5 separate regions of the Homo sapiens genome follow, and regions 2, 3, 4 and 5 are each linked to region 1. Evidence: chromatin loops called from intact Hi-C (ENCODE). Cell type or tissue: PC-9. All regions are shown on one strand. Region 1 overlaps EFNB2 (ephrin B2). Region 2 overlaps LOC107984626 (a long non-coding RNA gene). Region 3 overlaps LOC105370346 (a long non-coding RNA gene). Region 4 holds the start of LINC00460 (long intergenic non-protein coding RNA 460). Region 5 has its middle 280 kb from the start of LINC00460.

Region 1 (5,000 bases):
CCCCCCCATTCTGATGATGAAGATGAGTCTGTCTTTCCAGCTATGTCCAGACCTGCGAGGGCCCTGCGTTTCTGGAAGCCTGCCGTTTGCGCGGTTGAGGTTGCTGCTGCTGTCTTGTCCTCCACAGCAGCATTTCTTTTAAAATTCTCCTGATAACGGCCTGCCTGGATGACTGGATAATGTGTGCCTGGAAAAGGTCTCCCTTGCAGCTGAATGCTAGCTCCAGAGATCAGAAAGATTTCTTCCTGTAGGAGCCATAGGAAAGAGTCCTCTCTAAGTTTTTGAGAATGCATACAACCCCCTGATGACAGGGGGTCGCTTTCCTTGGGGAAGTTTTATATTTATTTCCAGAGGAAAGTTTGAATCGGTAAATATGATGTGGCAGGAAGGTAATCAAATGCATTGAAGTTTCACATCAGTTCCTATGAACTGTGGAACAATTCATTTGTAATGAAGCCGCCATCAGTAATTAGATTTGTTTCATTCAGAGGTCAGCTTTTTTAGCAGGTGGTCGACACAGGGAGCATGCAGCAGCTGTTTGGATACAGGGTCCAGAAAACCCTTTGTAAATTCAGCGTCTCCGTAACTACTTTAATCACATTGTCGGCTCTCCCGTCCCTGACTGTATGTAATAATGGAAAGATGTCCTGCGTGCTGAAACAGTAGCTGCCCTGTTAGGTTATTCACATTGCTTTGATACGTTCTGGTAGAGTTGGGTCCGTTGTAGCCATTTTGGTTGTTTAAAGTTTTGGTTTTTTTTTTGTTTTTTTTTTAATTCAGCAGAGAACAGTAATGCCTAGCTTCCGTTTTTAACTTAACACTTCAGTAGAACATTTTCTTCCAAGAGGGAGATTTTGGCCTAAGTAAAGTAGTGGGCTCTTTTTTAAAAAAAAATTAATTTTACTTTAATGTGAGCAAATCTGTATTGGTATGGTGTTCTGCAATGCATTACACTGACTTTGAAAATTTCGAGTACTAATGCCTTATGTCTGGGGTTACCATTCCCTGTGCATCACATACTAGTTAGTTAACATAGCATTTTGCTTTTCCCATGTAATTTTTTCCCTATATAATACTGGATTCCTGATACTAATTGACTTGATACAAAAGAATGGCTGGATGATATCCAGATAACGTATAATACATGGGCTTCACCACAATCAGGCTCTGAATAAATACAGACCTGTCAGAGATTGATAAAATAAACTACAATGGATAGTGCTGTTTAAACAGTCCATTCAATAACATATATAAGCCAGCCTGCCTTCCATTGTGTCTGAAATTCTTATTTTTGTAGGTAAACAAATGCACATTCAGCACTGATTGAATAGCCCCTTGAACTATGCTCCACAGTTTGCGTTTGGGTTAATCTTGTCGGTTTTAATATAGAGAGAAAAAAGCTCAAAGCACCAGGGGTGGAATTGTTAGTGCTTTCACATCCACATTCCTCACATTTTGTCAGGATGATAAACTGTAGGTAATGGACTGTCGTTGTTCTGCAGGACAACTGAGCCAGGCAGAGCACAAAGACTAAGCTAAAGCGATACCTCACAACATGCTTGGTAGCCTTCTTTTCAGATGAGAATTTATTTGAGAATCATGTGTCTAGGGACTGCACATCTTAACCTCAACAGTTACAGCTTCAAGCCCCAGAAACAGGAGCTGGAGGTTAAGATGATTTGCTAAGCACCTGGTTCTAAATCTTTTACAAAGCATAAGCTGTTGACGCTGGTTCTGCCGACGCAAAGACATGCAGATGACTCCAACATTTCCAGAGGCTTCTGACTTAAGCTAAAGTGTGTGGACAGGTGAATTCGCCATGGGCCTGGAGACCAGCTTGCTAAAAACTATGTGTTTGAATGGTTCCTCCAGACAGAGTCAGCTGAAGAACAATTGGTGGATTTATATTAAAACCTCTTGTCTGTAAACTTACTGAGGTGCATCCTTCGGTTGGTGGATCAGTGAGATAATTGCCTTCAGATGGACATTGCAACTGGAGCAACTAAATCCTTGCTGTCTTTCCTTCCTCTGAAATCTTCCAGGTAGCTCCCGAGAGCTTCAGTATGACACCAAACTTCGGGCGACGTTTTAGAGTGCGTTCACCTAATGGGAAACTATTCGAGATCCCAGCGTGACTGCAGTAATGCGTCATAGGAATGGGAGTGGCAGGGGAAAAGGAAATACAGATTGTAGACCCTAATAAAAAAATTTTTAGGAAAGATATTTCTTTAACGTTTTATGAGAACTTCATTCTTAAAATACTTAATTGCAAATTAGACAAATAGAAGTGCTCTTCTAAGGAAGGTGATTAAACTGGTCCTCCTATCAGCCTAATCTCTGCCTGCCTTTGCTGCTGACATAAAGAACCTGTTTTTCAGGTCACTTAATATACATCTACATAGATTTGCTTATGAGCTCACCCTTTGTGTAGCGGAGTAGAGCCTTAAAGAGGAGTGCTCAACTGTTTAAAATATTTTGATTAAAATATGCAGAACCCATAGAACTATAAGCTTCTAGTCAGGAATTAGCTCTTTCAGGGAACAGCTCCCCCCTTCTTTTTAAGGGGGGAATTAGAAGGAGGCTGGGGGAGGAATATAAGAACAGCAAAGAAGGAAGGATAGCAAATGGGACATGTTCCGAACAGCTTGGAAAAACTCCTGTGGCTTCATTGTCTCTATAAAGCCAAAGAATACAAAGACATAAGCAATTCAGCCCTTCTCCCATGATGGAAGATGTAAACCGTTGACATGCCTCCCCTGTTTAACTTGTTTAATTCTCATTTTAAATTCAGCACGATACTAGCCGTGTGAACTCTGAAGATTTCTTTAGTAATCCATTTTGTAGTTCCGAATCAAAAACAAAGTGAAAGGGTCTGACACAATTTGCTTTTATTTTTAGGCAAATCAACCCTGGTCATAGTTAATAAGGGGATTACAACTCAGACTAGGTCTTTACAGATGTGATGTAAATCAAGGGCAGAGTATAAAGAAACTGATCCCTTTTGATTGAAGTATAGTAAAAAGGCATAGAGAAACTAGCAGCAGTAATCTGATTGTATGGCAATAAAACCACCATTTTCTGTCTTTCAGATAAAAATAATGTGGTAAATCCATGCAGTTCATAAGATGTAAAGGCAGATAAAGGGTGAAGCCATGGCAACATATAGATTAGCTTGATGTTAGAAATGACACGTCTCTGAAAAGGGCGCGGGACGAAGGCCCTTGCCTCCAGGCTGTTGGGCATTATGTGAGAACCACACAGACTTGGAAACTGGGATTAGGAAGTATGAAAGCTCTACTTGTGGTCTGGGATGGCTGAGGCAGTAAAGAAAAGCTGCTCAGTTCTTGCTCATTGGTGGTGGATAATATGGCAAAGGTAGATTTCATTGACTGCCTTTTTTATAGATTGAGATTGGGGCTGATTAAAACTTCAGATCACTGCAGTTGTTAGGGCCTGGGAGATTTTCCTTTTTAACTCCTGGCCTAACAGCAGCAGCCGTTCTGTAGGATTAACTGCACTTCGCGGTCGTTGCCTTAATCTATTTGGGCTTCAGGCAGGGACATGCTGGGAAGGAACAGAGACCAGAGGGGATAGGTAGGGCTGGGGTTATCTGAAAAGAAAACAGAGACCTTTTGATTTCAGCCATCTTTTCAGACCCAGCTCCCTCTCCCGCTGCATGGGAGAAGCAAAGGTAAACAGGACACATTGTCCCTCTCCCTCAGCCACAGAGCTCTTCTGTGAGTTTTGTCTTTCCCACCCTGGAAAAAAAGATAAAATACAATTTTTAAAAGGGGAGGGAGGAATTTAGTTTTAATTCAAATGAGTAGTAATCCAATATGCCAAAAGCAGTGGGCTCTACCTAGATGTAATTTTACTCGTAAATGTGAGTCTTAAACTTTGAGTTGAATGGGGCAGGCTGTTAGAGGTGGTGTAAATTACAGGATTATAAAAATGTTAGTGCTGCCCAGCCTTAAAGTCAAAAACAGAAAAATCTCTGTGCTGTTGAGTCTTCCCGCCCTCTCTCCTGAACAACCTTGTAAGTAAGCTAGACTTTTGTTTTTGCCTTCCATACTTTCCATTTCAGCCATTAAACAAAATAAGCCATTGAAACCACGATTGGGTTCCATGCAGAGTGACATCCGCAATCGGGTCAAGCCAGAAGGAAATACTTGCTCGATTGCCCCCTATTTGGCATTACAGGAAAGTCTCCACACTTTGGAAGAGTCTGAACTCTCAAGACATTGAAAATGCCAAAGGCTGCAAACACCCTGTGTCTTTCTTGATGGAGTGCATCTTGGTGTGTTTTACAAAGGGGAATTCAGTGCTGTTTTTTTGTTGTTGTTGTTGTTTTTTTTTTTTAAAGAGCAGCATAGGGCCCTTCTAGACTCTTGGATTCTGTGTCTGACAAAAATGGTCATTAAATGAGCAATATTATAATTTAGACCCATTTCACTGATTTTGTTCCAAATTCTCAACTGACTTGAGCATCTGTTTGGGGCTGTAGATACATTGCCCTTGTTGACTGTTTTTCTCGTTTCTATGGGAATTACTGTAGCCATTACTATGTAGCTTTCATAGACTCAAAACATTTTTAAAGTATTGCATATAGGCTGGCCATATCCAGTGCCTGTTACTTTACCTTCTTTTTCTAACTTAATGCAGCAGTCTGTATTAACAGATCCATTTCATTTGTCTAGCTTCATCAGAGAGAGGCTACCCCCTGATTTACAGGCTGCTCACATCCAAGCACCTTGCATTCTACACTTGACAGTGATTGCTAATGGCCCATTCAACTAAAGTATTTGCTTGTTAACAGGGAACAGAACATGATAAATGTCCAGCAAGCTTGCTGCCTCCTTCAGCTTTTCAAACGCAGACTGGTGCATATTTATGGCAGGCAAATGACAAAAGAAAAAGCTGAATTGCCCTGGCCTCCAGCTTTCTATCAGAAACAGGGTTAAAGTGATTAAAGCAATCATTCAAGAAAGCCCTGCCGTTTG
Region 2 (5,000 bases), 180 kb after region 1:
TCAGTGAAAGGCCAGAAAAGGGGAAACAACAGGATCATAGGATTCGAGTGCTTGAAGAATCCGAGTCCAAAAGACAAAGAGATACAACCATGAGGTTTGTGGTGAGCTAGGAAAAGCAGTTGCAGAATGACTTTGACATTTGGAAAATGGAGCCTGATGACTTCCTCTATCTATTGTTTAATCTTTTGTTCTAAAAATTCAGAAATAATGCGTATTGCATATCTTTTGGGATGTAAGTGAAGATGGCTCTGAGTTTCCCAGGTGAGAAGCTGCCAGGGAGGTCTCAGCTCAATGGCGAGAGAACCCCCTCTCCACCCATTTACTTGCCATAATTGATCCCATTTTTCAGTCTTGTGAATCAGAGAGTGTGACTAAAATGGTTTCATGGGCACCCTATTGATTCTGTGTAAGAATCCATGATTATTTTCTAAAAAGTATATTTTAAAGCATGTCAGGGAACAGAATTGCCTGATTGTTTTCCCAGAAGGCTGAGACTGAAACCCCCTGGTACGGTGACAGCGTTTTGGTATTTTTCACTTCTGTTTCAGGGAGGCAAATGCATACGTTTTGATCAAATGTCAAATGTAGTTGGTAAATCTCACTTCTAAGAAGCCTCCCTTTATGTACTTTTCAGGCAGCCTGTAGGGTGGGGCATGGAGGTGACCAAGCACTGTTTGTTCAAGGTAGCACCTCTAGTAGGAGCTCATTAAGTCAGGGCTCACACACCGATCATAGGAAGGGAGCGTTGCCCAGCTTCCACTGCCTTTGATACAGATTTTGCCACAATTGTTCCAGTTATTGCCTGAGAGAGCTCATTTCCATATGTATAGAAAACCAATATACTTTCTCCTGCCTGTTAAACTGTCACCTAATGTATTTTTAGAAATATATAATCTAAAAAAGACAGAGGATGAGGCAGAAAGTTCTACAGTAGCAACATTTGAACATCCTCTACCACTTGAAGATGTTAATTAAAAAGTATCTTATTCTACTTGTTTTAATTGCCAAGCAACACAATTTTTTTTTCCTGACAAAAATTGACTTTAAACGAACTGTTTTTGTGTATAATCTGTTTTGTCTTCTGCTAGGTATGTGTCTAATGAAGACATCAGCCTCCGTTCTGTGTAGGTTTAAGGAATGCCCCCTCCTCTCTGTGCAATCATTTGTAGTGTCAGTATCTTTCTCTACTTCCAATAGCGTCAGGGATGCTGAATGGAGATGCATGTGGTTGTCAGAGAAACACAAGGAACATATTATTAGATCTTTCATAATTAGGCATTGCAGATATGTGCCAAAGATTTAGAGCTTAATCAAAAAGTTCTTATCACATGGGCTTCTGCTGGCAACGAATTGGAAAGCCAACAAAGGCAACCCTGATGCTTGCTTTGCACGATAACAAAGGGAAGACAAAGGCAGACCGATTCTGCCTCAGGTTTTATTGCACGCTGTATTTTTTTTTTTTTAAATCATATGAGTCAGGCAATGGTGGGGGAAAGGGGGTTAAAAAGCCCAGCTTCCCCGTGAAGCTCAGAGCCCCTCTTGATCCTGATGGTTTCCTTGTGTCTGAGTCATTTCACCGTGCAGGTGCTGACTAAGACTGAAGGCTGTGGGAACCTGGGTTAATGGGTCTAGCAAACCCTTTCCAGGTAGCGCCTGGGCTCCCCGGGGAGCGCTCCCGGTCCCTTCCTGTGCCACATCATCCCCACCTCGCCGGGAATTTAAGAGAGGAGCTCTCCAGCCCTTAGATAAACCTGGCCGTGTACATTGGCAGCCAGGACCGGGGGCTGCGGGAAAAAACGAGCGCGCCGCGCTGATGGCTGTTTTGACAAACTGTCGTGTGTTTTCTCTGTCTGAGTATCTGGCAGCGCAGGTGAAACATTGTGCCGCTGGTATCTTGGCTCGCCACTCGCTCTCAGGCTCTGCGGGGAGTGTCGGGCCATCCCTGCAAATGTTCCGGGCAAAGCTGTGAAAACAAACGAGGCAGATTAGTTGGACAGGCTCACCAGCTTTTGAGTGTTAACTGCCCTGGCTGCCCCTGCTTCTCAACCCTTTCCCATTCTTTTATTGAGCCGTGCACTTATCAATTAACACAATGGTTTCTGAGGTATTTTTTTTTCTTCTTCTTCTTGTAGTTACACCGTAGGAAGCAGGATCTCTCATCTTTGGACCTGAAATGGTGCTGATTCTCAGATTTTAATCTTCAAGCACAATATATGACATATTCTTTTAAAAAAAAATAAAGGCAATTTTCCTTATTATTTTAGAAAGCATGGCATGTTTGCCGTAGAGATATTAGCGAATGCAGAGAAACAGCAGGGATAGTTTTGAAGTATATATATTCCATGCCTGGGTTATGTCCCATGATCTATGCTACAGTATTTAAACTAAAATGCTTCTGACTTAGTCTCTGGCAGATAAGGACCATCAATTTCTTTTTTAAAAAGTATAGTTTAGTATGTGTAAATATCCCCGAAGTTCCAAGCATTTGGGAAGAGCCTTCAAACTGTGATAACTTTTTAAAAAAATCTTTGGTTTGAAGTAAGAGCCAAACTGGGATAAAGAGAACTTGAGCGTCCCTTTTGAGGTGAAATCAGAGTGAATTAAAAAGAGTGATTACACCCTTCTTTAATCAAAAGCTCCAGAGATGATGTTTCTTTTTTAAAAGAAACATCAAGGAATGGGCTTTGAAAATGACTTTCATATTTTCTTGTGCATTTCAGAGCTAGAGCACATTTTAAGAGTTGTCATTTGTTCTTAAATATCAGACTCTAGTATCAGCCTTTTGTCTGCGCCTGTCCTTCAGTTCATCAGAAAGATTGAGCTTGCCCTTGCTTTTTTGTGAACAAGAAGAAGCTGTCAAATGACTAATGCTCTTGGAATCTCACTGAGGCGTTTATTCTGCCTCTGTTGCTATGAGCCCTATGGTCTCTTTTGTGGCAGTAACAATATAGGTAACCTATCTAAAGTATGGATCTGGCAAAAAGGGACTTAGTCATAGCATAATGATTTTGCTTAAAAAAATAATCGTAAAATGACTACCTATACCACTAAACAGGTCTGCCATATACCCTTGGGTAAGTTGTGCACTGTACAACGCTAAGATCCATTCTTATTTTAATCTGTGTGAACAAGTTTAATAACAACAGTATCTGTATGCTTGTAATTAGTCCTGTGGACTAATTACTTGATATAGTGTTAAGGCAGTGAAAGAAAGACACTCAAATTCACACAGCAAGTGTTTATCCAAATATTTCACAATTACTAGAGGGAAATAAAACTCCTTTAGGGAACTTTAAAAATAAGAATGACTTACTTGAAATTACTTAATTAATTGACATTAACAGTATTACATGTTGAAATTCTTCACATGATTCAAAAATAAATAATCCAAAAAGAAAGGTATCATCAGTTCTTAAAATGTTTAGCTTGGTAAATAGCTCTTAAAAATAAACATCTCCTGTCTATTTCCAAGAAATTGATTGGCTTAACTTTTCACAGATATCAAGTCTGGTGCTCTAATTTGATGAATAATAGAGAAAGCAATAAAAAATGTATTTTTGTCAGAAACTAAACGTGCGCTTGTTTCTTACTCTGAGACATAAAAATTAATAGAAGCCAGAATCAATCAGTAGTGCCAGATTTATCTTATTATTGTTTTCTAGGCTCTTATTTTGCTCATTTGTGCCCATTCCAATGAGAAAATAATGCAATGACACTATTAATTTTACCTGACAAGCTCTGTTACAACTGCAGTGTTGGCATTTGTGGGAAGTGGGACTGGATTTTTTTTTCTAGAGTAAGAGTTCTTAAAGACTAAAAACCATATTCCTCTTTGATTCTTTACTACTATAGATTATTGAAAAGCCTTAAATAATTAATTTTAGAAAGAATACTTGAGATTCAGACTAAAATTTTTCATGTCCTAGGGAACTACAAGGACTTTGAAATTAAAATAAAATATGACCCTTTTATTTCTTATTTGATATTATGCTGTTTATTTATTGACCAACTTTTAAGTTTAAGCATTTTAAATATAAAGTTAATATTCTCCACTTCTGAATTTTTAAATAAATTGTGCAAACTCCTGTACAGTTGTCAAAAGACATTTGATGTTAGACTTGCTAAGATGAAGATTAACATTTTTTAAAAATTAGGTAAGAAAAAAACTAAATTTGAACCAAATCTGCTATCAATATGGTTTCAATGAAACTGACCTATTTCATCCTTTTATCAAACTCTGTGTTATTTTTTACAATTTTGATTTTGCTTCAGCTCACTCTTTCACTACTTGTATGTGAGATTTAATTGCCTTTCAACAAAAGACATAAAACAACAACTTATTAAATCTGGGTATGAACTTTCCTAAGTCAATAATTAGCTTATGCTTTCAAATGAGCTCAGAATTTAGATCTGAACTGTTTTTTCGTTTGTCTGGAGATGGAGTCTTGCTCTGTCGCCCAGGCTGGAGTGCAGTGGTGATCTCTGCTCACGCAAACTCCGCCTCCCAGGTTCAAGTGATTCTCCTGCCTAAGCCTCTCTAGTAGCTGAGACTACAGGCATGCACCACCACACCTGGGTAATTTTTGTATTTTTAGCAGAGACAGGGTTTCACCATGTTGGCCAGGCTAGTCTCGAACTGCTGACCTCAAGTGATCTGCCCACCTCAGCCTCCCAAAGTACTGGATTACACTGTGCCTGGCCCATATCTGAATATTTTTGATACTAGTTTTTTCATTACTCTTATTTTTAGTATTTCTTAAAGCTAGAGTTTAGATAAAACAAAAAATATTTGCAATTTTAATCTTTTTAATCAAATACAAGACTTTTATAAAGAAGATGTAAGAATTAAGATTCTTGGGCAACTTGATATTTTTGTTGGCTTGCTTCTTGGTTGCCATTCCTGGTGTGCAGAGCTGCAGTTCATGCTAGGCTTCATTTTCATATGCCACTGCAAAGTGGATTTAAGTGGTTTGATTGGAGCAGATATCATGGATATTTCT
Region 3 (5,000 bases), 59 kb after region 1:
GCACTTTGGGAGGCCGAGGCAGGCAGATCTCCCGAGGTCACGAGTTGGAGATCAGTCTGGCCAACATGGTAAAACCCCATCTCTACTAAAAATACAAAAATTAGCCAGGTGCAGTGGCAGGTGCCTGTAATCCCAGCTACTCCGGAGGCTGAGGCAGGAGAATTGCTTGCCCCCGGGAGGTGGAGGTTGCAGTGAGCCGAGATCATGCCACTGCACTCCAGCCTGGAAGAAAAGACCGAGACTCCGTCTCAAAACAAAAAAAAAAAAAAAAAAAGAAAAAAAATTGCAATGCCAATGCATAAGAGCAAATTAGCAGCCCCCATAGGGTTTGTCTTAATAATAATTACTGAGTTACAACTGACAACAGTTCCAAATAATTTATTATGGGTACAATATGCCAATAAAAAGAATATTGGCAAACATTTATAGAAACTACAATTTCCATTTCTGCCGTGAAGACCTTCCCAAAGGCTCTGGCCGGCTCTGTTCTGTTGAACTGGACTTCTAGCAGCGGGCGTGGGAAACTCACTCCAGGACGGCGCAGCTTCTCTCAGCCCTGATGGGGAGACGGGGTCTGGGCCTGCGCTTCAACTGCAGCCCCGCAGGATTCACGACTGCCTAGGGCTGCTGGAGGACCAGGTGGGTTAGCCCACCCCAAACCTGTGTCCCAGTGCCTGAGGCTGTGAATGCAAACTTGCCCAAGAGGTTTCCTGGGAAAGGATTGTCGGAAAACCAGACAGAGACAAGGCTTATCAGCCTGACTCAATGCCAAATGCCAGGGTCAGCAGGGACACCTGATGCACGAGGGCACACACACTGCTGGCCACTCCGCCCTCAGCTCTGGCCTGGCCCTCAGCCCTCACATGCTGCCGTCAGAGGCCTGAGCAAGGTACTGAAATGGAGGAAATGTACACATTGAAGAGCAGTCTCACTGCCATCTCTGCTGTGCGGTGAGAGCACACGACTTCAATTCAGAAAACATTTCAGCGTGCTGCCACAAGCCGGGCCTGTGTCCCACCAGCTCCCTTCAAAAAGCACGGCTCAGCCCAGCTTTCCATGCTGGGGGCTGACTTCAGGCCACAGCCACAGTGCCATGGCCCTTGGTAGGCATGTCACTAGGGTGGGGACTTCAGAGGACACTGGGTCACTCCTTACGGACCGGAAGCTGGATAACACCCAGTTAGCTGGAGCAGCAGAGGAGGAAAATGGTGACCACCTCCTTGTAGTCAAGAGGAATTTGTTGAACACACGTAAGACCTTCCTAGAGAACTTTTACACTGATTAAGGGGAATTTAAAGGTGCTTAAAAGGGAGGTAGACGGGCTAGGGAAATTCCAGTCATGAGTGTAAACAGGAGCCTGTTCTACCCACAGCTTAGGAGGACCTGGGAAATGTGAGCCACCTTTACCATCACACATGGCAGGGTTTGGAACCTGGAACCCCTGATGGCTTTGTGGATATTATTCAGAGATTTGCAAACCCAGACAGATTAAAAAAAAAAAAAGAAGCAAAACTACACACAAAAGCAAGAACAAAAGTAAAAAGACTGCGTCATTATTTCTTCCAACCTCTAATTGAGATTTAGCATTTTCTTCCTTTGGGAACATAAGCACTTTCATATTCAGCCACTGCATCTGTATTTCCTCTCACAGCTTCTTTTGCAGGAATGACTTCATTCTACCACCCTTTGCTGCCATATCAGGACGTCGGGAAGCAAAGAGACGTGTCGGCTTGATCAGCACACAGGTCATTCCTAGAGAGATCAGCTCAGTCACCGAGCAGGCAGGAACAGGCACTCTGGAGGGGAGAGGCAGGCCCAGGAGGATGAGTCAAGGCAGGGATTGAAACTGCAGGATGAGGGAGTCAGCGCCTGGGAACCCACAGGGCGGAGTTAGATAAGAAGAAATGCCCGCGGAATCTGCAGTTTAAATGGAGCCTGGGGTTTGTAAAGAGGAGTCAGGCGTTCTTTACCTTGTCAGTTCCGACTGCTTTGTGCACAGCTGACTCAGAGACCGGGTGGGGCTGCCCTCTTAGGTGAAACCAGACCGATTAGAAAGTCGGCTGGGCCCTGCAGATCCTGCCGGCCACACCCTCCCAGCATTAAGGGTATGCCTCATCTGTGAAACCAACTCTCCCCCGTGAAGGAGAAGTGACATGTCCATTTTAAAGAAAATCACTTCATGGTTGAGGAGGCATGATTTTTGCATGCAACAGAGGCAGTGTAGAAGAAGTTCTTAATCAACCTTTGTGCCAAGAAGCTCTTTAGCAGTCTGATGAAGCCCGTGGGCCCCTTCTAAGAATAATATTTTTAAACCCATAACATAAATACATCGGGCACCAAGGAAACCAGTTATATTGAAACAGCTATCAAAGGAAACCAAATATCTTGAAATACAGTTATCAAAATATTGAAGTAATTGTGATCTAGTACTACGTGTGCCTCTTGATTAACTCTTTAAGTAACAAGATCTAGTATAATTCAGAAGTACATTGTACTAACGGCAATGACATTTTAAGGCATTTGCCAAAACTGCAAGGTGTTGTGGGGACACTCGCATTTTCTGTTGGTGACCAAGGGGCATTTCATGTTATACCTTTATAGAAAGAACAACGTAGTTCCCTGTGTCTTGTGGAATAGTGTGATGATTACAGGGGGAGTTCCACTAGAAAGCAGCATTCATTGATGTTGCTGATGGACTTACGGGAGTCAAACATTCCATTTTTCAAATTAAGAGCTGTGATACTGGCTGGGACTGGTGGCTCATGCCTGTAATCCCAGCACTTTGGGAGGCCAAGGTGGATCACTTGAGGTCAGGAGTTCAAGACCAGCCTGGTCAACCTGGTGAAACTCCATCTCTACTAAAAATACAGAAATTAGCTGGGCGTGGTGGTGGGCGCCTGTAATCCTGGCTACTCAGGAGGCTGAGGCAGGAGAATTGCTTGAACCTGGGAGACGGAGTTTGCAGTGAGCCGAGATCATGCCACTGCACCATTGCACTCCAGCCTGGGTGACAGAGCAAGACTCCACCTAAAAAAAAAAAAAAAAAAAGAGCTGTGATATTAAAAATGGCTTGGATGCACTGTTTTGGCTCAGAGAAGGGGCTTTGGAGTCAGGCCGACTGCTGTCATCCTAGCTCTTCCCTCTGCCCCCTCTGTGACCAGAGCTAAGTTCCTTTACTTCCATGAGCCTCAGTTTTCTCTTCAGTGGTAAGAGCACCGCTCACAGAGCTGTCGTGAGGCACACATGAGACCATGCTCCGAGGTGCTTGGCACATGCTGAGTACTCAATATGTCTCAGCTGTTGTATTTTGTGTTATTTAGATGCAACATACACAGGCTTCAATGAGCAAGAGGAATCCAATGGGATCCTAATCTGCTTAAAACACTCGTGTGGGCGTTTCCACAAATGGACCTAACCACACTCTCCCTTACTGTCCCTAGCAGGGGCATCAGTTAGGGTGAGCACAGGCCTTAGGAAACAGGAGATACAGGTCAAGAAGGAACAGAGAGCAGGAAAGGATCCTCACTAAATATCGGAGACCCTGTCGGGGCTGGCTTGGCTGTGAATCCCAGGAGAGGTGAATCATTTGGGGTCAGAGCACAAGGCGAAATGGAGGAGACACTGCAGCCAGCACTGGCATCACTGGAAGAGAAGTTTTATTTTTCAGTAAAAATATTTTCTCTAGAATTAGGAAACAGGATGCTGGTAAGGATAATGCACTAATTATTTCTTTTCTTTTTCGCTTTAATATATTCAAAGCAAAAAGTGCTTCAGAGTTTCTTCAAATAAGAAAAAGTTGGGCATGAAGTGTAGGGAATAAACCATCCCCACTCTCTGGGTGGCCAAGGTGGGAGGATCACCTGAGGTCAGGAGTTTGAGACCAGCCTGGCCAACATGGTGAAACCCTATCTCTACTAAAAACACAAAACTTAGCCAGGCATTGTGGCACGCGCCTGTCGTCCCAGCTATTTGGGAGGCCGAGGTAAGAGAATTGCTCGAACCTGGGAAGCGGAAGTTGCAGTGAGCCGAGATTGCGCTACTGCACTCCAGCCTGGGCGAGAGTGAGATCTTGACTCAAAAAAACAAAACAAACAACAAACAAAAAACAAAACAAAACAAAACAAAAAAGCGGAGTAAGGAATAAACCAAATAGGTGCCCCCTGCATTTCAGCGCTTTTGCTTTCTCATGCTTATGAGATTAAATCATCTAAAAACAAGTAGTGTTAACGGGGGTAACACAGCATGGGGATTTTCTGTTTCTTTTTATTGCTGCTATTGTAGTCAATAAGATTTTATTTAGACCCGAATAAAGCACCTAGTAATTCTGGAGGCCTGGTATAAAAGACACTTTTCAAAATTGAACTTCCTCTTCCCCCTGGAACCTTCTCCTTGGAATTTCCCTGTTTCTCCCAAGGCCCAGCTATGATCTCCCCGCTCTTCCCTTCAAGTGATCAAAACAAAACTAGATGTCAAACCAACCAACAAACCGAAATTTATTTTTGGCGTGCTCAGGGTTTCCAAAACAGAAGAGAAATCCCTGTTTGTTCATAGACTCTGCTGCTCCTGTCTTCACTTACCAAGAGAAACAGGCTGGAGAGTGCGCCTTCACCTTCAAAAGCAACACTGCTCTTGGCATCTTTTGCTTTTCGCTTTGTATTCTTCAGACTGTTAGCAAAATGGAGAGCTGAGGAACCAAGGCCTGGCTTTGATCGCTGTCAGAGTCGACACAGGACAAGCCCTCGCCCTGCCCCCTAGCAGCTCCTTATCACTCCCAATTATTAGCCCGTCACCTCCCCTCTCCCCGGGTGCCGTGTGTCTGCAGGAGTCACTGGGAGAGGTAATGGAGGCTTTCACCAGCTCTGTGTGCGCAACGCCAGGGCCGGCTTCCATGCTGTTATGAACAGTAGCAGTTGCTATCAAGGTGATTTCTCGACAGCAAAGGAATCTCATGTTGTGGCCCTGCCCTCACCATGGCTGGTGCCAAGCAAGGGCTGAACTGT
Region 4 (5,000 bases), 150 kb after region 1:
CTGAGAGATAGAGGAGGGACGTTGTCTCTAAAGAGGCAATGTTAAATTACACAGTTTTTCCTAGAACAACACAGGATTGTGAGGAGTGAGTTGAAGAGCGTCTTAGTCTGTTGTGTGCTGCTATGACAGAATAGCTGAAACTAGGTAATTTACAATAAGCAGAAATGTATTGGCTCATAGTCCCGAAAGTTGGGAAGGCCAATAGTAAGGTGCCGACATCTGGCGAGAGCCTTCTTGCTGCATCATCACATGGCAGAAGGTGAGGAGGTGAGAGAGGCAGGGGGCTAAGCTCACCCTTTTATACCAGCACCAATCCCACCCATGAGGGGGGCCCTGCATGGCCTTATCACCTCTCAAAAGTCCCACTTTCTAATACGGCTTAAATTTCATCATGAATTTGGGAGGGGACAAACATTCAAACCATAGCAGGCACCTTCCATTCTAGACTTTTGTTAGCATGGATTATTTTATCGAGTTGTACAGAGCAATTGTACAGAGACAAGGGCCCTAATGATTAACTGGGTACAGTGTTGCCGGTGGAGCAGAAGAGCTGGGCAGCAGCAGAGAGCAGCATCGGGCCAGGTCCAGTGCCTCAGTCAGGAGCTGGGCAAGAGTAGCCCAGAGTGTGCACAGATCCTCGGGCTTTTCCAAACAGGAAACCTGGGCATTCAATACTATGGATATTTTGAGGGGAGTGGCAAAATAAGGCAAAATATGTTAAAAATTTGAACTTGATCTCCATTAGAAGCATAGTAATCCTAGTTTTGAAAAACTTCAATCAAAATCATTCAGGTTTTTTAACAAGTTCTAGAAATACATTTTCTAAATGAAATATGAATTGGATGTAATACAGAAATGGCAACCACATGCCTCGTCTCTTCCCATCTGCTGTGTTTTCTGCAGCATGATGTGGTAGAAGGAAGCCTGGAAAAAGTGTCTTGGGTCATGAGTCCCCCACTCACTTGCTGTGTGGTCTTGGGCAAGTTTCATTTCTCTGAGGCTCGATGCCCTCATCTGTAAAATGAGGAGAGTGGAATGGATGATTTTTCAGTTTTTTTCTAGGTCTAAAACTCTGTGATTCTTCTGGAAGTTTTTTTGTTTGCTTGCTTTATCCTCTGCATTCTATTTCAATAGGAAAAGGGGAAGAGGAAAAGCAGAAAGAAAGAGCAAAAAAGAAAAAAATTAAAAGAGATCCAAATATTAAATAAGCCTCAATCAAGTATCAAGCACCATAGAATTAATAATCAGAAATTACTAATTTCTGATTAATAAATTACATTTATTAATCCTGATCATAAAGTAGGAAATACACAGTGTTATTGTCACCATTTCAGAGGCGTGGACTCCAAGGTTAAACGTTTGACCAAGGTTAAGTAGATGTCTTAGTCTATTTGGGGAGCTATGACAGAATACTTTGAAGTGGATGGCTCAGGAAAAACAAACTTCTTTGTCGTCATTTTGGAGGCTGGAAGTCCAGGATCAGGGTGCCAGCACAACTGGGTTCTGGTGAGGGCCCACGTTCTGGCTCATAGGTGGCCTTCTCGCTGTGTTCTACACTTCACATGGTAGACGGTGCAAGGGATCTCTCTGGGGCCCCTTTTATTCGGGCACTTATCTGGTTTTGAGGACTCTGCCCTCATGAGCCACTCACCTCCCAAAGGCCCCATCTATTAATACTATCTTATTGGCTATTAGGTCTTAGCATACGAATTTGGGTGGGGGACATAAACATTCGTTCTATAGCAGTAGTCAAGGTGATAATTTAACATAAATCGGGGTGACTTCAGAATGCGTCTTCTTTCCCACGCTCAGTCTTTCTACAATGCCACACTGTCTCCGGAAAGGGGTAGAAAAAAAAAGAGGAATAAAGTTAGACAGTGGGAGTGGAGAGGGAAGAAGAGACGTTGAGAGATCAGGGGAGACACATGTGACACGGACTACTCACAGTGATTCCAGCAATTGCTACACAGACGCCTCCCACACAATGGTCGTAACCTTCGTTCTCATCCACTGCGTGGGAAAGCTGCAACATGCTCCCCGCTGGCAATGGTGGTTCATCCAGGGTGACTCTTAGCCGAGAAGTGTGCATGCTGGGTCCAGCAGCGTCCACCAGGGGCACATGCGGAGTTTCATAACAATGTCTGGGTACCTCCGATGTCCTGGCTGGAGAAGGTTTAGAGACATAGCAAGGGAGACAGATGGATTAGGGAAGTGGGGAAGGACCAGACAGGTCTTTATTTCCCTACTCCTCTCCGTTATGTGTCTCTAAAATTAACACTGCAAGAACTATGCTAAGAAGCAAGCTTTTATGTTATAAGAATTAGAGCCACCAAATCAACCCTGTGCACATGGCACTTCCGTCACCTCATGCTGTGACCTCTCATAGGTCTCGGTCCCCCAGGTTTGAGGAGATGAGTCCCCCTGGCTGAGGCATTTCTAACAGGGCTGGAGGATTTCTGCAGGAAGTGGTTACCGGTGAGTCAGGATCTGGCGTTCATCCCTCTGAGTCAATAATGAGCCGATTTCTCAGTGGGTTAGGAACAAGTGGAGATGGAGTCTTAAATAAGTGGCAAACCTACCGCGAGCTCTCCCGGCACCTTCTCTCCGGGCAAGGAGGTTAATGCCAACGTGTTTCCTCAGTCCCAATTTGGGTCATTATATTTTTAATTATCTCTGAATTATCCCTATAGATTCAACAGGATACATTATCTTCCATTTCCTACCTTTAACTTGAAAGCACTGATGTGCTGCTTAGGCTGGTGACTGTTGAACAAAGCAACTTCTCCAAACCTTGCCTACCCTCTTCTCCACTCTCGCCCGCAATTCCCTCACCTTTTCTCCTGACGTCCCTCTCTTGAGTCCTAAATAACGGCCTTAAAGAAAAGCAAATGCAGCCGGGCACAGGGGCTCATATTTGTAATCCCAGCACTTTGGGAGACGGAGGTGGGTGGATCACTTGAGGCCAGGAGTTCGAGACCAGCCTGGCTAACATGGCTAAACCCCTCTCTACAAAAATTAGCCGGGTTTGGTGGCTCATGCCTGTTATTCCAGCTACTCAGGAGACTGAGACAGGAGAATCGCTTGAACCTGGGAGGCAGAGGTTGCACTGAGCTGAGATCGGGCCACCGCACTCCAGCCTGATTGACAGAGTGAGACCCCATCTGAAAAAGCAAAAAAGGAAAGGCAAATATGGCTGGGCGCGGTGGCTCACGCTTGGAATCCCAGCACTTTGGGAAGCCGAGGCGGGCGGATCACGAGGTCAGGAGATCGAGACCATCCTGGCCAACACGGTGAAACCCTGTCTCTACTAAAAATACAAAAAATTAGTCAGGTGTGGTAGCGGGCGCCTGTAGTCCCAGCTGCTCGGGAGGCCGAGGCAGGAGAATGGCGTGAACCCGGGAGGCGGAGCTTGCAGTGAGCCGAGATCGCGCCACTGCTCTCCAGGCTGGGTGAAAGAGCGAGACTCCATCTCAAAAAAAAAAAGAAAGGCACATGGCGGGTGTTGGTCTCCCTAATGAATTCATTTGCCTTTTGTTGGTTCCTGAAGACAGAGAGAGAGAGACAGAGGCCACACAGAGAAAACTGGGAAGGGCGAAGGCTGCGTGTCCCCTGCTCAACCTCCCTGCGTCCGGAGGGAGCGGAATCGGGAATCTCTTAGCGAAAGGCAGGACCCGCAGGACTGGCTCACAGGGCTGGGGCTGGAGGGGACTTGGTGAATGACTGCTCTCTGAATTCCCTCCCTGCTTGAACTCGGGCCCTCCTCTCCTCTTCGCGTCTCCCAGGGAAAGCAGTACCCCGTGGAAAGGGAGAGCGCCTCTGCTATGCGCGCACAGGGACTCACCGAGGCACATAGCGTCCTGGCATGGAGAGGCGAGCGCTGGGGTCCGGCCTGCTGGAAAGGAAGAAGAATGGAGAAGAAGGAGGAAAGTCCAAGGAGAAGCCTCACCCGCATAGCTCATTTTGGGAAAGCTGGCCTGCCCTGCCACAAAGAGGTGCTGGGGAAGTGTGTCAGCTGAGGGGCCCTTAGGGAGACCTCTGGTCCCCGAATGAGCCTCTCAGCCGACTCCTCCTTAGCTTGTTGCTGATCCTGTCCCAGGATTAACATAGACCAGGGTCTCTCAACCTCAGTGCAATGGACATTCTGGGCCAGGTAATGCTGTGCCGTGCGGGCTGCCCCGGGCACTGTGCGAGGCACAGCGGCACCCTGGCTCTACCCGGGAGATGTCATGAGCACCGCTTCTCCCACAGTGACAACCAGAGGGGTCTCCAGACGTGGCCAAATGAGAAGCACTGATTAAGACCTATTCCTAGGCCAGGCATGGTGCCTCAAGCCTGTAATCCCAGCACTTGGGAGGCTGACATGGCAGAATCACTTGAGCCCATGAGTTCAAGAGCAGCCTGGGCAGAAGAGTGAGACCCTGTCTTTACAAAAATGTAAAAATTAGCTTGCTGTGGTGACATGTGCCTGAAATCCCAGCTACTTGGTCAGCTGAGGCTGGAGGATTGCTTGAGCTCCAGAGGTAGAAGCTGCAGTAAGCTATGATTGCATCATTGCACTCCAGCCTGGGGAACACAGTGAGACTCTGTCTCCAATGAAAAAAAAAAAAAACCAGAAACCAAAATCCAGCCAGAAAAGAGAATTATTGCTTCCTTTCTAGACCACATGAATGGACTTTTCTTATTTAAGATGTACGCAAAGCAACTATAACCATTCAAACCACTCTTCACTTACACAGGGAGAGGTTAAGGACTTTCAAAGAAAAGCAGATCAGACCCTGACGGCCCAGGGCTTCCTAAAGCAGCCTCCTGGGGCAGGGCCTACAGGTGAGCAGACATAAGGAGCCGTGGCCCAGAGAACACCCTCAAAGGGTGACTAACAGCCCCGGTTTGCCTGGGACTTTCCTGTGTTAGCCCTGGAAGTCCCTTTGTCCTGGGAAGCCCCTCTGCCTAGGGCACATGGGGACAGTGGTTAGTGGGTAGGCTCTGTGTTTGGCTGTCAT
Region 5 (5,000 bases), 430 kb after region 1:
TTATGATTTGTGCTGAGAAGAAAGCAACAGAATATGCCTCTACTGATACGTACCAAATATATCTATCTCACCGGGTACTGACATGCACTGGATGAGAAAAAGTTTCTCAGATTGGGAATGGTTGGAAAGTAAAAGTATAAAGAATAGGCATCTTGAAGATACACTACTGTAAAGCCATTTGGACACAGAATGGCTGGAAAGAACCTAAAGAAGAAAACAACATATAAAAGGCAGAGAGCTAATATTTGTTTTATTCAGAGTCTGGCTCCAAGAGAGAATGCAAACGAATGTGAGAGGGTGTTTAATCTGCTCATATCATCAGACCCATAGGATCATTCGTAGTTACACCTGCTAATGATACACATCTGCCTAAGAAAACCATGTTTTTAAAAATAGACAGTGGTATAGTGCCTGGTGTGTACATATATTTTGCATCATCTTGAGAATATCTGAAAATTTTCTATTGAATGCATGCAGAGGAGGTCATGCATTCATTTATTATTTCAACAAATATTTGGTACCTCCTCTGAGTGAGGTGATGTGTCAGGCCCTGGGAAGACATTACAGGCAAAACACAGTTTCTGCTTCATCGAACCGATAGTTGAGTGAGACAGAAGTCACAGCCCAAGGGAGCATGATGTTTCTTTGAAGTATGAATTTGCTTTTATAAATTCATATGAATACGAAGTATATCTGTGTTTGCTCTAAAATGCATTGCTTTAAAATAATGTATACTCCGTGCAAATCTCCATTCAAAAACTCACGTTGTACCAGAAGAAAGAGCAATATATTTTCTATGAGCTAATTTAAATGGTATTTTGGGACCCCTTCCTGCATAGCTGGCTGATATGGTCTGGTTCTGTGTCCTCACCCAAATCTCATCTTGAATTGTAATCCAAATTGTAATCCCCATGTGTTGGGGGAGGAACCTTGTGAGAGGCGATGAGATTGTGGGGGCAGTCACCTCATGCTTTTCTTGTGATAGTGAGCGTGTTCTCGTGAGATCTGATGGTTTTATAAGACGGTTTCCCTTTTTTGCGTGGCACTTGTCATTCCTGCCACCGTGTGAAGAAGAACGTGTTTGCTTCCCCTTCTGCCATGATTGTAAGTTTCCTGAGGCCTCCCCAGCCATGCTGAACTGCGAATCAATTAAACCTCTTTCCTTTATAAATTACCCAGTCTCGATAAATTCTTTACAGCAGTATAAGAACAGACTAATACCCTTGCAGGACCATTTGACCTCAGTGTATCTTGACTTTCCCCTTCCCTCCTCTGAGACCTGTGTTCAGGGGGTCTGAGGAAGGTCAAGACCTTGGAAGTGTGAAGCCCTGTTCAAATGTTTCTTCCAAGACAGCTGTCTCAAGCTCACTGTGCCCACAGGACAGGCGCTCCTGACTCTGGGGCTCCCCTACCACACTTGGTGCATAAGGGTCTTCTCTAGGCTGCTCATGGTTCCTCCAACTGTAACCATCCCCAATCTGAGCTCTTGCCAGCCCCAAAGATCTGCTTCTGACAAATATTCATTGCTCCAAGATCCACAGAACTCCATTCTTACCAGCGTGCCTCCAACCAGCCTTGACCATCTCTTTCTTGGCTTGAGAAAATCTTTCTCTCTTCGTGATTATTGCAAGGATATTTTGTCTGCAACAAAGGTTAGGTAATTTTAGAAACACCATACTAGGCTTTTTGCTGGGATATGACTTTATGGAGCCCTTGAGGAAACAGGCTCAGCCCATGCTACTGGCTTCAACAGAGAGAAGAAAAGGGATCTAATATGCAGGGAAAGAAAATACAAGTTAACATCTTATCTAAAAAAAGTTCCCAGCATAAATGTTTTATTTTCCTCAAATCATCTAGGATATTATTATGGTTAACTTTTGGCTTTAATCCCTCAGATATCACAATAATTAAATTTCTCTTACTTAACAAATATTTCCTGAGCACCTCTTACGTGCCAGGGACACTGTGAATAGAGTGGGCAAAAATCCCTGGTGTTCAGGGCCTGCCTTCTAGAGCCGAGCTGAGGGACTGAAGGAAAGAAGGTTGTCGAGGCATCCCCAGTTCTACTGTCATTATGTGGTCGCTTATGGGACTTCAAAGGTTTTATGAGGTTGAGCAGAAACCAGACATGGCCCACTTTACTGGCTGATTTTTCAGGCAGTTAATGAGATTTTTCAGTAGTATAATAATTGCTTGGTCACCCAACATTAGTCATAAAAGTAAATTTGAAGAGGGGTCAGACCACAGACCACTTTTTAAAAGACCCTCCTTTACAACATTTTTTTATTAGGAAACTTTTACTGTGAAATCATAGTTAGGGAAATATTTCTTCGGTCTCAGAGAATTATCTTTCTATTCTTTCTTCCCCCACCCTAGAGGCCACCTACTTCAGATTCCCTTCGCAGTGTTTGTTAAGTGGTTATCGTTATGCATTGTTAATGCCCCAAACACAGCTTTACATAAAACAGAAAATTTGAAAAGGCACTGAATACAAAAATAAAATATTCTCAGGGTACCCTTCATGTAGATTTGCTCGGCCGGCGGAGGGAAATGGACTTTAAAATTAGGTCATTTGCGTTAGAAACCCTAAGAAGCAAAGTTCCTCCATTCTGAATGCAGAAGTTAAAATCCAGGCCATTTTAAGACAGCTGGGGCGGCAGGGAGGAGAGAGCAGGACATGTAACTTTGTGTGACAGGCCGTCATGGCAACCGCAAAGGAATCCCCACCCCAGGGTGTGTGCCATTCACAAACAAAGGTGCTACCCTGCAGTCTTCAGGGGGAAATGTCTGGCCTTTTATCTCCTGCAAATTCCCCAGGCTCTAGGGAGGCCACACAAAGCAGGGGCTTTTTTTTTTTTCTGTGCTTACTCAGTCTCACTAGAAGGGGCCCTTTCTTCCAAACTCGGTTTCCCTTCCTGCCTCCCCACCCCCCAACCCAGCTAGTTTCTGCCCTTCCTGCCTTCTCCCCCTAAGCCAGGTGTGTCACTGCAGCACATCCCCTTCCTTATATCTCTGGGGACACCCTCAGCTTCTGGATCACAGCCACCCTGCCCTCTTTCCTAAGTCAGGCTGCTAAGCGTTAGGGAGGAATTTACTCTTAGTAAATTCTCAGTTCTTAGTAGGGCACCTCCCTCCTTGCACGCCCTGCCCTAGGGTGGGGACAGAGGGTGTGTGGCCTTTACTTTGTGAGAGGTTCCCAGTTTTGCTTTTTCAACGAAAGGGAACAAGTCATTTAAAAAGATAAGCACTGAGCCAGGGTTAAGGGAGAGCACAAAAATAAGATCATTAGAAATTGCAATTGAAGCCAAGTCTAACTTCGTGTCCAAAGATCAGGATTCTTGGCCTTTGTCACCACTGCTGAGTTCTCCTTCTTAAGGGCCCAGTTTGCTTTTTATAAGCTTCAAGTGCATTGTCCTATTTGAAAGATATCTTCTGCTTAGACAAAAAGAATTCTAACTTTTATTCCTTCGTTATCACACGTCCTCGGCCCCTGATTTGATCTCGGAGCAGGGCTCCAGGCAAACAGTGCCCCCTGAACTCTCGCCTCGGCTTCCCCGGCCTCCTCCCTGAACTCTCGCCTCGGCTTCCCCAGCCTCCTCTCCTCTTTGCAGTCTGGTTGCCTGACGCACGCAGCGCATGCTTGCTTGTCACAGACTGCTAGAATGCAAAACGATGAGAATTAATGCTGTTATTAAAGGATTTTTAAATTAAATGTGCAGTTTAGAGCCAGATGCTGCCTTCTTAAAGGAAGAGAAGTTTAAGTTAAAAAATCTGACAGATATTCGTTCCATCTAGCGTGGCAGAATTTATGGTAGATTACCGTCTTTGATTTCTGTGGCCTGGGGTTGTCAGGTCCACTTGCAAATGCGCTGTGGGAAAGAGTTGCACTTTTGTAATTTGAAAACATATGGGACATATGGTAAATATTACACCCATAACTGTTACGAAGTTCTGTTTCCTTAAAGGACCTTTCTTTTTTGCCTGTACCCTCCAGGGGATTACTTGCAAGAACCCCATTATCTTTCTACCTCTATTTTCCCCTAAAGTCGATTTGCTTTATTCTGATGCTTTAGAATCCCAGTGAAAAAATCTGGAAATCGAGTGTTTATTTTTCTCCAGGCATGACAATACAATATTCTACAACCTCTGGTCTCCTCTTGAGCTAATGTTTATTTTACTTTTCATCTTTGTGTTCAAAGATACAGGCTTTTAAAAAATGAGTTTGTATGTTTTCTCTTTGAAGCCATCCTCCCCCTATTATATCTGTAAGCGGGTCAATTAAATAGGTATTGACAAGTTATTACCCTAGGCAAAACCAAAAACCAACCAAGTCTCAGGATTTAAGAAATGAGATTATAATGTGCAAAATGATAAAGGTTATCATACAGTGCAAAGTCCTATGGGAATGCAAAGGAATGAGAAATCATGTCTGATTAGAATGATCAAGAACAACTTTATTGCAGAAGACACATTTGGAATAAGCCTATTACGGATGTTGTAAGAGGCAATATGGATAACTTAGGGCTCCTGCTGGGCATGGCTGTGAGAGGAATGTGTTTGTAGGCTGCTATGTGGCATCTCCCATTGTGAGACAGCCTCCTGGATTCCAAAGTTGGAATGGTCCAGAGTGGACAATGATGAGCTGGTGGTCCCCTCAAAGATATACTCACCAGTACGTAAGTCACCTATGAATGGTGCAAGGACATAGCACGGTGTGTGGTCATTTCTCCAGATTCTCTGAATTAGGTGAGGCAGGGGGATGGCAGGAATGTGCCTTTTTAAAAGCTCACTGGTTGGCTCTACTGATCAGGTTTGAGAACCACTAGAACTAAAGTACACCATAATTAGGAGAGCTAACTATGTCCCTAACTGTAAGTTCAGGGCTATACCCCAACAGAGTAGTTCAACCCAGCAGTGAGCTAACACATTTGCCTGTTTTATCCAATCCCCTTTTTACATTGAGTCAGGGTAATTTTTCTAAAATGCCAAACAGACTCATA

Evidence for each region. Peaks named below come from ENCODE experiments on the same cell type or tissue, not always from the same donor. Only the 100,000 strongest peaks of a DNase experiment are listed, where the experiment ranks them.
Region 2: it touches region 1 in a loop (12-fold over the local background); 4 of 110 quality-filtered maps call a loop at or near these places.
Region 3: a loop joins it to region 1, with 5 times the contacts of the local background. A loop is called at or near these places in 5 of 110 quality-filtered maps.
Region 4: it touches region 1 in a loop (6-fold over the local background); 5 of 110 quality-filtered maps call a loop at or near these places.
Region 5: a loop joins it to region 1, with 5 times the contacts of the local background. A loop is called at or near these places in 7 of 110 quality-filtered maps.

Annotation. Positions count from the first base shown.
Region 1 is chr13:106,527,830-106,532,829 of GRCh38, reverse strand. All of the region lies in intron 1 of EFNB2 (ephrin B2), which reads left to right. Among named protein-coding and RNA genes, the nearest start is that of EFNB2, 5.3 kb to the left of the region's middle. In PC-9, no CTCF peak of the experiment used is centred here; a DNase peak (open chromatin) is centred at 2,359; H3K4me3 peaks cover 2,972 bases; H3K27ac peaks cover 3,456 bases.
Region 2 is chr13:106,346,124-106,351,123 of GRCh38, reverse strand. The region is part of intron 1 of LOC107984626 (a long non-coding RNA gene); the gene reads left to right. Among named protein-coding and RNA genes, the nearest start is that of LINC00460, 28 kb to the left of the region's middle. RefSeq lists an enhancer at 1,688-2,335. In PC-9, no CTCF peak of the experiment used is centred here; DNase peaks (open chromatin) are centred at 1,603 and 2,913; H3K4me3 peaks cover 1,315 bases; H3K27ac peaks cover 3,448 bases.
Region 3 is chr13:106,469,159-106,474,158 of GRCh38, reverse strand. LOC105370346 (a long non-coding RNA gene) reads left to right here. Exons shown (of 2, transcript XR_002957491.2): 2 at 1-2,412. Among named protein-coding and RNA genes, the nearest start is that of EFNB2, 64 kb to the left of the region's middle. RefSeq lists enhancers at 222-909, 1,187-2,386 and a silencer at 1,724-2,018. In PC-9, no CTCF peak of the experiment used is centred here; a DNase peak (open chromatin) is centred at 1,908; H3K4me3 peaks cover 1,410 bases; H3K27ac peaks cover 3,277 bases.
Region 4 is chr13:106,374,030-106,379,029 of GRCh38, reverse strand. It overlaps LINC00460 (long intergenic non-protein coding RNA 460), which reads right to left and starts at 2,466. Exons shown (of 3, transcript NR_163477.1): 1 at 2,365-2,466; 2 at 1,946-2,163; 3 at 435-1,122. RefSeq lists enhancers at 1,729-2,928, 4,605-5,000. In PC-9, no CTCF peak of the experiment used is centred here; a DNase peak (open chromatin) is centred at 2,499; H3K27ac peaks cover 1,286 bases.
Region 5 is chr13:106,098,538-106,103,537 of GRCh38, reverse strand. No RefSeq gene overlaps it. Among named protein-coding and RNA genes, the nearest start is that of LINC00460, 280 kb to the left of the region's middle. RefSeq lists an enhancer at 2,377-3,244. In PC-9, no CTCF peak of the experiment used is centred here; DNase peaks (open chromatin) are centred at 2,777 and 3,077; H3K27ac peaks cover 2,505 bases.